Linked DNA regions of Homo sapiens: region 1 is linked to region 2. The links are chromatin contacts, found by Hi-C or POLR2A ChIA-PET in ENCODE. All regions are on one chromosome and are shown on one strand. Each heading gives the region's core, a stretch centred on a gene start or an enhancer-like site at or near the end of the contact. The rest is flanking DNA. Distances are from core to core; before and after follow the strand shown.

The links. A loop is a pair of places that touch in the nucleus more often than their neighbours do. ChIA-PET counts read pairs that join two places held with the same protein, here RNA polymerase II (POLR2A). Pooled maps may share reads with other maps.
Region 1: a loop to region 2 is called in a pooled map, with 2.3 times the contacts of the local background. The contact joins two enhancer-like sites. A Hi-C loop is called at or near these places in 1 of 168 maps with a recorded cell type or tissue (posterior vena cava), 2 of 37 single-sample maps with no recorded cell type and 5 of 50 pooled maps. POLR2A ChIA-PET finds 5 or more read pairs at or near these places in 2 of 52 experiments (HepG2 and activated CD4-positive, alpha-beta T cell).

The regions. Positions count from the first base shown.
Region 1 is chr2:19,032,458-19,037,120 of GRCh38, forward strand. The region is part of intron 5 of LOC105373456 (a long non-coding RNA gene); the gene reads left to right. Among named protein-coding and RNA genes, the nearest start is that of LINC01376, 7.8 kb to the left of the region's middle. Within about 2 kb of position 2,939, at least 3 of the 41 ENCODE cell types and tissues checked have a DNase peak (open chromatin) inside an H3K27ac peak, as active enhancers do.
Region 2 is chr2:18,974,309-18,978,990 of GRCh38, forward strand. All of the region lies in intron 5 of LOC105373456 (a long non-coding RNA gene), which reads left to right. Among named protein-coding and RNA genes, the nearest start is that of LINC01376, 50 kb to the right of the region's middle. Within about 2 kb of position 2,568, at least 6 of the 41 ENCODE cell types and tissues checked have a DNase peak (open chromatin) inside an H3K27ac peak, as active enhancers do.

The sequences.
Region 1 (4,663 bases), core at 1,689-4,188, 59 kb after region 2:
CATTGACAAATGTTATTTCTAAAAGTTCAACCTATAGTGAAAAATCCTCAACATCCTGTGGTTGAAAGCATCTGGTCCACTGTGAATTATTTTTTATGAATTAGTTCCAGGAGGCCTCCTCTGTTGACAAAAGATACTCATTATCAACCGGGTTTGCTGGGCTGGGACTATTTCGGGCATCTGTAAAAGTACCATCTTCCAGATTTACATGGCTTTTATGACACTTACTGATCATATCTTTTGGTCCAAACCATATCATTCTAAACCCCCAAAACTAGTCTCTTTCTTTGTAAATTGGGTGGATATTGTAAGCTTCTTTCCTCTATTTCGGGGAATGCAAAAATCCCAAGAGTATATCAAGTACAGGGTATATTTGTAATCAGGTATTATGAAATCCTGCTTTGGATAGGGATGGAATCAGTAGTTATCTATCCCTACTGGCTTTGATTAGTAGTTGAAAAAAGCAAGAAAAATTAGCAGAAAAGCCCATGATGTGAAGTGCTTTTTGAAGAACTTATTTCCAACTCTAATCATATATGGCCCTGGTAACTTCTTACACCTGGAACTCAACTCTCAAAACACATGTAAGTATTGGGTCCATTAAAGTAGGCTGATATAGAGTTCCCTTTTTCATCTCCCATCATCTTCACTCACCTTGATGACATAATATTCTTGGCCTTCTCATTAGCAATCAAACTATTCATGATTATGCCCCACAGATCACTGTCAAAACTACTTTCTGGAGAAAAAAGTCTGAAAATCCATTATGATGAGGAATGGATGACTGAAGGAATCATCATGAGATACAGGAGTAGTGGCATCATAGTAGAGAAAATGGTGACATTACAAGATGGTGGCTATTGGCTGGAAAAAAGGACACAGAGCACCAAAGCCTGTGCTAACTCTGGAGGACGTAAAACACTAGAGAGTCATGTCTGCCAACGTTGGGCAAGAAGTAGGTCTGGTGCATGTGAGCCACTCGGTTCTATAAATAAACTCAGCAAGACCTGCATGTGTTTTCCTAGTGAGCCTGCTTCCTTATAACAGAATTCCTGCTGCTCCTGCAGTCCCTGCTGGTGTTCACTTCCTTTTGGCAAGCAACCCCATGGCCTTCTTGGGGAGATGTCATGTGTGCCTCCTGTAGCAGGACCAGGGCCACTTGTCTGTCCACTTCCAAAAACTCAGGCAGAAGGAGGTCCTCTGTGCTCTAGTTGCAGAATGGGGTGCCTGTCTCTAGATGTCTAAACAAACAACCCTGAGTTGAAATGTCTTTAAGAACCTGCTACTGTGAGGGCATAATCCATCATCTTCTAAAACACAGTTTAAAGTACTATGTGTGGTCTTATTCCCTTGGGTTTATTTGACCTAGAATTTAATTAAGGACTTTTGGGAGAAAACAATGATGTGAGACAACTGGAGGGTCCCAACAAGTATGTTTTACATATTCATAACTGTATAATCCACAAGTTTGTTTTTATTTATGAAAAATCTCAGTGAGAATAAACAAAGCAGAGAGCATAATAAATGGTGTCTTTATTATAAGGAAACCAGGAAGATTGCACTGGCCATTTGTTTCCTTCTAGGACGTAGGATGAGACAGTCTGCCCGTCATGCAGTTGGCAGAATGGGATCCAGTCAACCCCAGAGCCACCTTCCCATTACAATCCATAGCTGTACCACTTGTCCTCAGTTTTGAAAAAGATATTATAATCTCAACCCATCTACACACAGATACGGGCAATATCCCTAGGAATGATACCTAGGGGTACCTACATCCTATTCCTAAAAATCAGAAACCTGTGTGCTTCTTCTAAGTGGCAGCAGCCTCCATGAAATGGAGAATGCCTGGCAGCATTAGGGACCCTGATTATGAGATACGGCACCATCACTTGAGATATGTCAACAGCTTTTTTTGATTTAATGAATAGAAAAAACATTTGAAACACTAGTTATAGAGAAATAAACTTGAACTTACTTTATTTATTCATTGCCAAATCAGGAAAATGTAGTAGACGTACTTTAATGGTTCATACTTTTGTGAGTGTGAGGATTCCTTTATGGTATCAAAATACTTCAAAGCTTGTAGCCCCAATTGTGGTCATTTAACTTTTAGTGCTTTGTTTGAAATAAATTAACTTCAGATAAATTAGCATTTTGTTTTATCTCAATAGCATCTGCATTCATTTTAAGGCACTCATTTGTATGTGGAAAATGTAATTTATTCAGACTACAGATAATATTTGGTTGCTTTGAGAATGAACAGATTATTTGTGTTAATTCTGCAGTTCCCAGAGACCACTGGGAATCATGAAGACCTGACTTTCACTCTGGATTTCACCCAAGCGCAACTAAGTTTCTCACGATATGTTATGAAGACTGGAGAAATCAAGGCTGACGTTGACATGATGGGTGCATATTAGGTAGACCAACTACTTCCAAAAGTGCTGATGATTGCTGGGGAAGAGAGAATGGGATCTCTGATGAGGAGCTATGAGATCTACCCTTTGGTCTCTCCTCTTCCATTCTTGTTCTGCCACTGACTCAGTGCATGGCCTGGGAAATGTCATTTTTGCTCTCTTAGCCTTGGGTTCTTCATATGAGACAGGGCAGGTGGGATGTAAAATAGAACAGCAGTTCTAAATCTTTTGATTTATAAATCTTGAACTTTTTACAAATGCTTTGAGTCATTTTTCTGGAACATACTTATATACACAAAATTGACCTACCATTCTGGGGACTCATAGATCTTCTGAAGCCACGATCAGAAACCCTTGAGGTGATGAACATTTAAATGCTCCCCAGCAAGGAAAGGGCAGTGTTAGGGAGTCAAGGACATGACTATGGAGCTGTGGTGATTTCACTTTTATTTCAAGCAGCTCTTTTGCAGAAAGTAATGGGAGTCAGTCCCTGGGAGACATCTGGAAAGCATGTCGCCTGACCTCCAGCTGGGTTTGGTTTCAGTCTGTTCCAACTGGTGACCCTGCAGTGCTCTTTCTCTTTCCCAACCCAGACATTCTCTGTCTCCCTGTCTGAGCTGGGCCCTTCCCGGCCTTTCAGGAATGGTGTGCCAAAGACAAGGCAATTCCACTCTGAGAAGGGTCTTACAGCACTGCCTTGCATCACAAGGGCTCCTTCAGTGGACTCTAAGTTCATTCCCTCCCTCGCCACTGAATTTGATTCCCTTTCCAAAGCCCTCTTCATACTTTATGGAAAGGATTCTTTTTACAGGCACCAACCAAACACAGTGTGTTGACCATTCAGGAGTGGAGTCAAGTCAGGGACAGAAAGTATAGCTATGCATACCGGCATCTTCTGGCTTCCAAGCCAGCTGCAGAACTACATGATCAGTATCGCGTGAGGGAGAAATGTGGGGGTTGAGTAGGATGCCCTTTCTCATCTCTGGTCTCACTCATTTGGGTTTATGCCAAGTCCCCTTGTCATAGAATGTCAGCAGCATTTCTTAGACTCTCTTTTGGCCATTCTTTTATCATCTATAGCTGTGCTGTCCAGTGCAGCAGCCACTAGTCACATGTGACTATTTAAATTTATTAAAATTAAAACTTTAGCTCCTCAGTTGCACTAGCCACACTTCAAGTGCTCAATAGTCACATAGGGCTAGTGGCTCTTGGACCAGAGAGCATACATCTAGAACATTCACATCTTCACAGAAAGTTGTATCAGACACCAAAGACATATATGCCTTCAGTAAATAAACACTCCCTGCCAGCACCTGACTGAGATTCAAAAGTGTAAAAATGATTGAGATGAGATTCTGCCCTCAAGAGGCTCATGGGTTGTGGAGGAGGCAGACATGAAATTATACCATCATAAAACTCTGAGCTTCCAAGGGAGACAGGAATTAGGTATTCCAGGCAGAGATAACAGTAGGTACAAAGGTACAGAAGAATAAAAATATGACATGTTCAGAGAAAGGGACATTGCTGCCTGTTCACATGTAGAGTATATGTGTCTCATGAGTAAAGAGGTGGTGAGAGTGATGACTGACCAAGGTGGGAAAGTACACAAGGATCAGGTTTGATGAAATCTTGTCTGCCATGTCCATTTGGTAGTTGTTTTATAAAGGATAATTTACCAGAACTTCATCTGTAACTAGTTTTGATTTCCTAGAATTTGGTTCCTTGAAATTAAATACCCTTTTGCCCCATCTCTGTCAGGATCTTATGACAAAGTCTTTTAAAGAATTTCAAATCCTGAGCTCCTGTCCTCTCTGTGGCACATCTTCTTCTTCTTCCAGGCACTGCCCTCAGGTTCACATCTCTCACTGCCACATCGTATGGTCGCTGGAAGATGTAAGAATGTATGGATGTTTGTGTTTAGCTAAGCAAAGATGTCCCTTAAACTGACAATAAGGTTGACGACCACAAGCAAAATGAAAAAGGGCAATGCTTCCAAAGAATTAGTTAGCTAGCTGTGACAACAAGACCAAGGAAAACTGGTGGAAGGACAAGTGGAAAAGACACTTGCAGAATGCTCTTCAGGAGGCATTCCTGCAGCTCACTGTGGCAAACACATGCACTCTTCTTTCAAACTACATAAATCCTCACAGCTGAGGTTGAGGTTCATTTCTGCCTGTCCTAAATGTATCTTGATAACCAGTAAAGATGCATACCATAAAACTATTCAAGAAATATTAATTGAGCAT
Region 2 (4,682 bases), core at 1,318-3,817:
GGCACAGTCTCTGTCCTCTAGGCTCAAAGAATCGTGGTAGGAAATTCAGGTAGACAAACATGGAATTCATAAGTACTAAAATATAAATACACAGTCAGTGCCACAAGAAAACAGACAAGTGGCTCCATGAGTTCACAGACATCACAGGGCACCTACTGTGTTCCAGTCACTAAGATGGAACCTGGGGATACAGAATACATGAGGCAGACACAACCCTCACCCTCACTTAACTGGGAGTTTAGTGGGGAAACTCTGTTTAAACAAATAATTTAGCAAATATTTACAAGTGTGCAAAATGCTGAGAAGAAGTGGTAAATACTATGAGAGCATATTGAACATGTGGAATCTGGGAATAGAGAATTTGTCTGGTATGACCGGATTATGAGGTGGTGGAACATGAACTGAAATGTGAATTAGGGCCAGACCAGAGGGTTTTGAACACCAAGTTAAAGAACTTGGGCTTTATTCTGGAGGCACCTGGTAGGCATCAAAGATTATTGAACAGGTGAATGACAAGACTAGTCCTTTTGAAAGAAAACTCTGGCAACCATATGTAGAGTAATTTGAAAGTAGAGAGAAATGAAGTCAACAGACTCAGTCTCACCACAGCCTTAATGGAAAACCATTTAATGAATGCATGAAGATAGCAGAAGAGAAGATGCTGACGGTTGTTTGGCTGTTCAATAATTCCAAAAAGAGAAGTGGGTGCTCCCTATAAAGGCTTTAGTAAACATTTTAATGAGTAGCATATTAATTGTCTGTATTATTTTTGGTATGGTAGTGGGTCATTACTTATCTATAAATAATATTATTTGCCAAAATACACTGAGCTAAACTTTTAATCTTTTAAATATTTCAACATAATACTTGCCGAGTATTGGCCTGTTAATTTTCTTCAAATCTACTTTCTGCAAGTACCATTCAAAACCAAAATGATCGTAAGTCAGTGTAGTTACAGACTACAAGGTAATGGCATCCAAATCATATGAGATTTGCCCTGTGACATGACTATTTGTTATTCTGGGTCAAATACTTTATAAAAAGGATACAAATGGTGTGCTTTCCTGCTCTATCAGACTTAATAATGGAAAAGATTTCTAAAGGTGCTTCTCTAATTCAGTGGCTTCACCATTGATACGATCACTAAAACTCAACCCTTAGAGTAACGTTTGATTCTTTTCTACATTTATTAATAGTTACCAAGTGTAGTTGGTGGCCCATTTAAAATGTTTCTCCCCTTAATCTTTTCTGTTCCGTCGTTACTTCCACCATCTCAAAGGATTCATAAATTTTGTTTCGGGAGCATGTCAGAAAAAAGAGATAGTGAGAGATAATAAGAGTCTTGACGAGGACAGTGGCTTCTGGATAAAAGGCCTTGGCCCAAGCAACGCCAAGGCTGTCATCTGCCTGGTGACACCAAAGTTTCATTGTAAATATATAGCAAAGCAGGAATCCTCTTTGGAAGCCAAAATATCTCACAGGCAGCAAAACAGATGGAAGAGCTGTGAATAATAAAAGGTCTTACAGGACTGAATCCAGGAAAGGGAGGATGCCTGTAGGTGAGGAAAGGGTTACAGGTCCCCCACGGCTCTGTTCAGCCACACATACACGAACAGGGTATACACAAAAACGCCATCCTAACTGACAGGCAGCTGATCATTTCTGCAGCAGACATTGGTCTTAATATCTGCATCCTAATTTATTTGACATCTGCAGAACATCCAAAGACAATATTCAAGTATGGGATGGGCAATCCGGCTGCTTTCTGAGTTCATCAAATATCTCACACTCCTTTTTCAAATGTTTTCAGTTTTGCAAAACTCAAAATGCATTTTGCCAAACATGTTCTCTGTTAATGTTTATTTAGAAGGGAATTTAATCCGTATGCTGCTGGTACATTTACACTTAACTCATCGAAATGTTTTACTAGAGTCATTTGATGTCCAAGAAACCTTTTGAGTCTTTTTTATAAGCCTCTTCAAGCCCATTTTGCTTCGAAACAGGAAGTCGCCTGTTACTAACCATAAATGAATGCACTCCCCAGAGGATTTGGTTTCATTTAAGACACTGAGAGACCACAAGGTCTCAGCCTACCCTGAACTCCACAGAAAAGATTTTTTCCTGAACCTACCGAGAATGAGCCATGCACAGATGAGGTGCTGTTATTATTTTCCAAAACGAAATCCTTTATGAAGAGGCATCTTTCATACAACTCCTGGGAAAGACGGTTACCGAAACAGAGCGCTAAATCATTGGCTTTGCGAGCTGCACCTGGTCAATGTCACTGTCTCCTATGAATCCACTTACCATTCAGAGCTCGTTTGCCAGTATTAATAGAACAAATAAAATGGAATGGGAGATAAAGATACCGACATAGTGATTTCTTGCTTCAGGAAAACCTTCCTGAGTTACAGACCAATACAATGTTCCCAACCACAAGCCAGGGAGCCAAAGCTGATATAAACACAGCATCCAAGCCACAGAACATGACTTGTTTAAGGCTTAATTCTGTGAAGTAAGGCAGGAAACAAGATTTATCCTTCTGGGAAACTTTTGGCATTTGCCTCGGGCTGGGCCTGATTACTCTCTGCCGTCCTCACCATCCATTACAGCTATCTGAAGGACATCAATTTTTTGCCCAAACTAAGGCAAGAGAGAAATGTCTCCATCTGAGTCCTGTAGAAATCTTTGTGTTTGACGTGGCATTAAACAACCAAGAGCGAACTGCCCTGTTGTGTGTTGCTGCGAGGATCATCGTTGCTATCTTAGGCCTTTTGGCTGTGAAGGGGAGTGAAATTAGTTGGGCTAAAGCCATTTTACAAACATAGTAAAAATAAATTACTACACTTATTAATTGAATCTTAAACTTGTCATTATGGCAAACTCTAAATTATTCCAAGAGCCTTCACTGAGACTTGGCAAAAATATTGGGTGCTGGAGGTCAGTTTTCATGTATGAAATCCAGCTTAGGTTATAACTGCACAGGCTACAGAGTAAACGTTCAAAGGATGAATGGGCCATTGAGAAGTAAATCAGACTCCCTGAGACTCTTAAATGAGTGCTGGAAGATTTCAAGCCATCAGTGTGGTGGGCTACCAATAGAATTGAGCTGTTAATAGAAGATAATTTGGGGCTGTTTAATATCAAGTATTTTTCTTTGTCATGTGTGTGTAAGAGTTTGTTTTTCAACGTGTCTTGTGTCTTTATGTCATGTTATTTTAGTTGTTTTAACTGCATGCTGATTGGGCACCGAAAGCTGTGAGTTAGTCCTTGGCCCACATTGTAATTCCTGGGCACAAGGCTGGAGTGTTTACACTGCAGGGGGATGTTCAGACTCTGACCCAACTGGGAGACATTTCGGTTAACATTTGGCTTTACTTACTTGTCCTAAATACTACATTATTAATGGGGTATTAATATTAGATCATTTCATTGGTTCCTTTCTTTTCTCTTTCAAATCATATTTTAAAGGCCACTGTCCTTAGAATAAGGTTTAAACCTCTCTTTAATGTCACTGCCTCAGAATTTGGCATACATAAAACTTCTCAGGACACTCAAGTAAAAGAATTAAAACAACTCAAGCAAAAAAATAAGAAATAAAAGACGAGCAAATATATATCTTTTCAGTGACATTGGAAAAACGAATGAATTCATTCTTCAAATTGCTTATGTAAAAACTTTTATATCCAAATTCTGGTGTCACTGCTAATAGTTCATTAGGCCCCGGGAAGTGACCTGATTACATATAACCCTAATGTAGTGGCCAGAAGTAAATATTTTACAATTATTTTCCATTTTGGTCTTATGAATTATTTTTCAAAACAGGTCTACACAGTCTCAATTGCCTTATTAATTTACGTAAGATCATTTGTGGTTCAAAGCTACCTATATACATATTTATTGATTCAATGCCAGTCTACTCTTGCCAGAATAAGTCATGGAAACATCATGCCTAATGGTAGAAATGGTCTCAACTGGAAGACTATTTTATGAATTTACCAAGTTCATCACAACACACATAACCATGATATCTAAATGGAACAGCTTCAGAAAGCACGTGAGTGTTTTACATCATGGCATAGATGGTATATATTTTACTGCCTGGGTATGAATGGTAAGAAAATGACCCACTTCATTTTAGTGCCATTTTGTTCCCAGAGAAATCATTGTTTGCTTTGGGTGCTACTAGCAATTCAAGCTTGAATGTGTCATTTTGTCCCCATATCTTCTGCTCCTATTGTGTCTTCAGTTTTTGTTAATGGTATCAATGCTGCCATTAACTTTGATGTCTCCCAATTTGAAGGTCAATAAAAGAAATGGTTCCTGTTGCATAGAACATAGAATCCAAAGACACTTTCTAAGTGGCCCCATTCAACATTTGATTTTCTTTAGTGACTAGAATTTCTATTTTATCTCTCACTAGCATTATTAGGTAAGCAATTTATGTATGGGTACATTAATATATATTATGATTTTTATGTGCATTTAGAGATACATGTGCATAGAATGCTATACATGAGCAACTGTTTTTATGAGTGCACTCAAAACAGCAAACCAGAATTATCAACAACAAAAATAATAACGAAGTGCTATTTAGTGCTGTTTTCTTATATGTAATTCTAATCAATCCTCATTTTAAAAATCTATGATTATTTTCTGCTTTTCTTTCCCCCCTCCTCCTT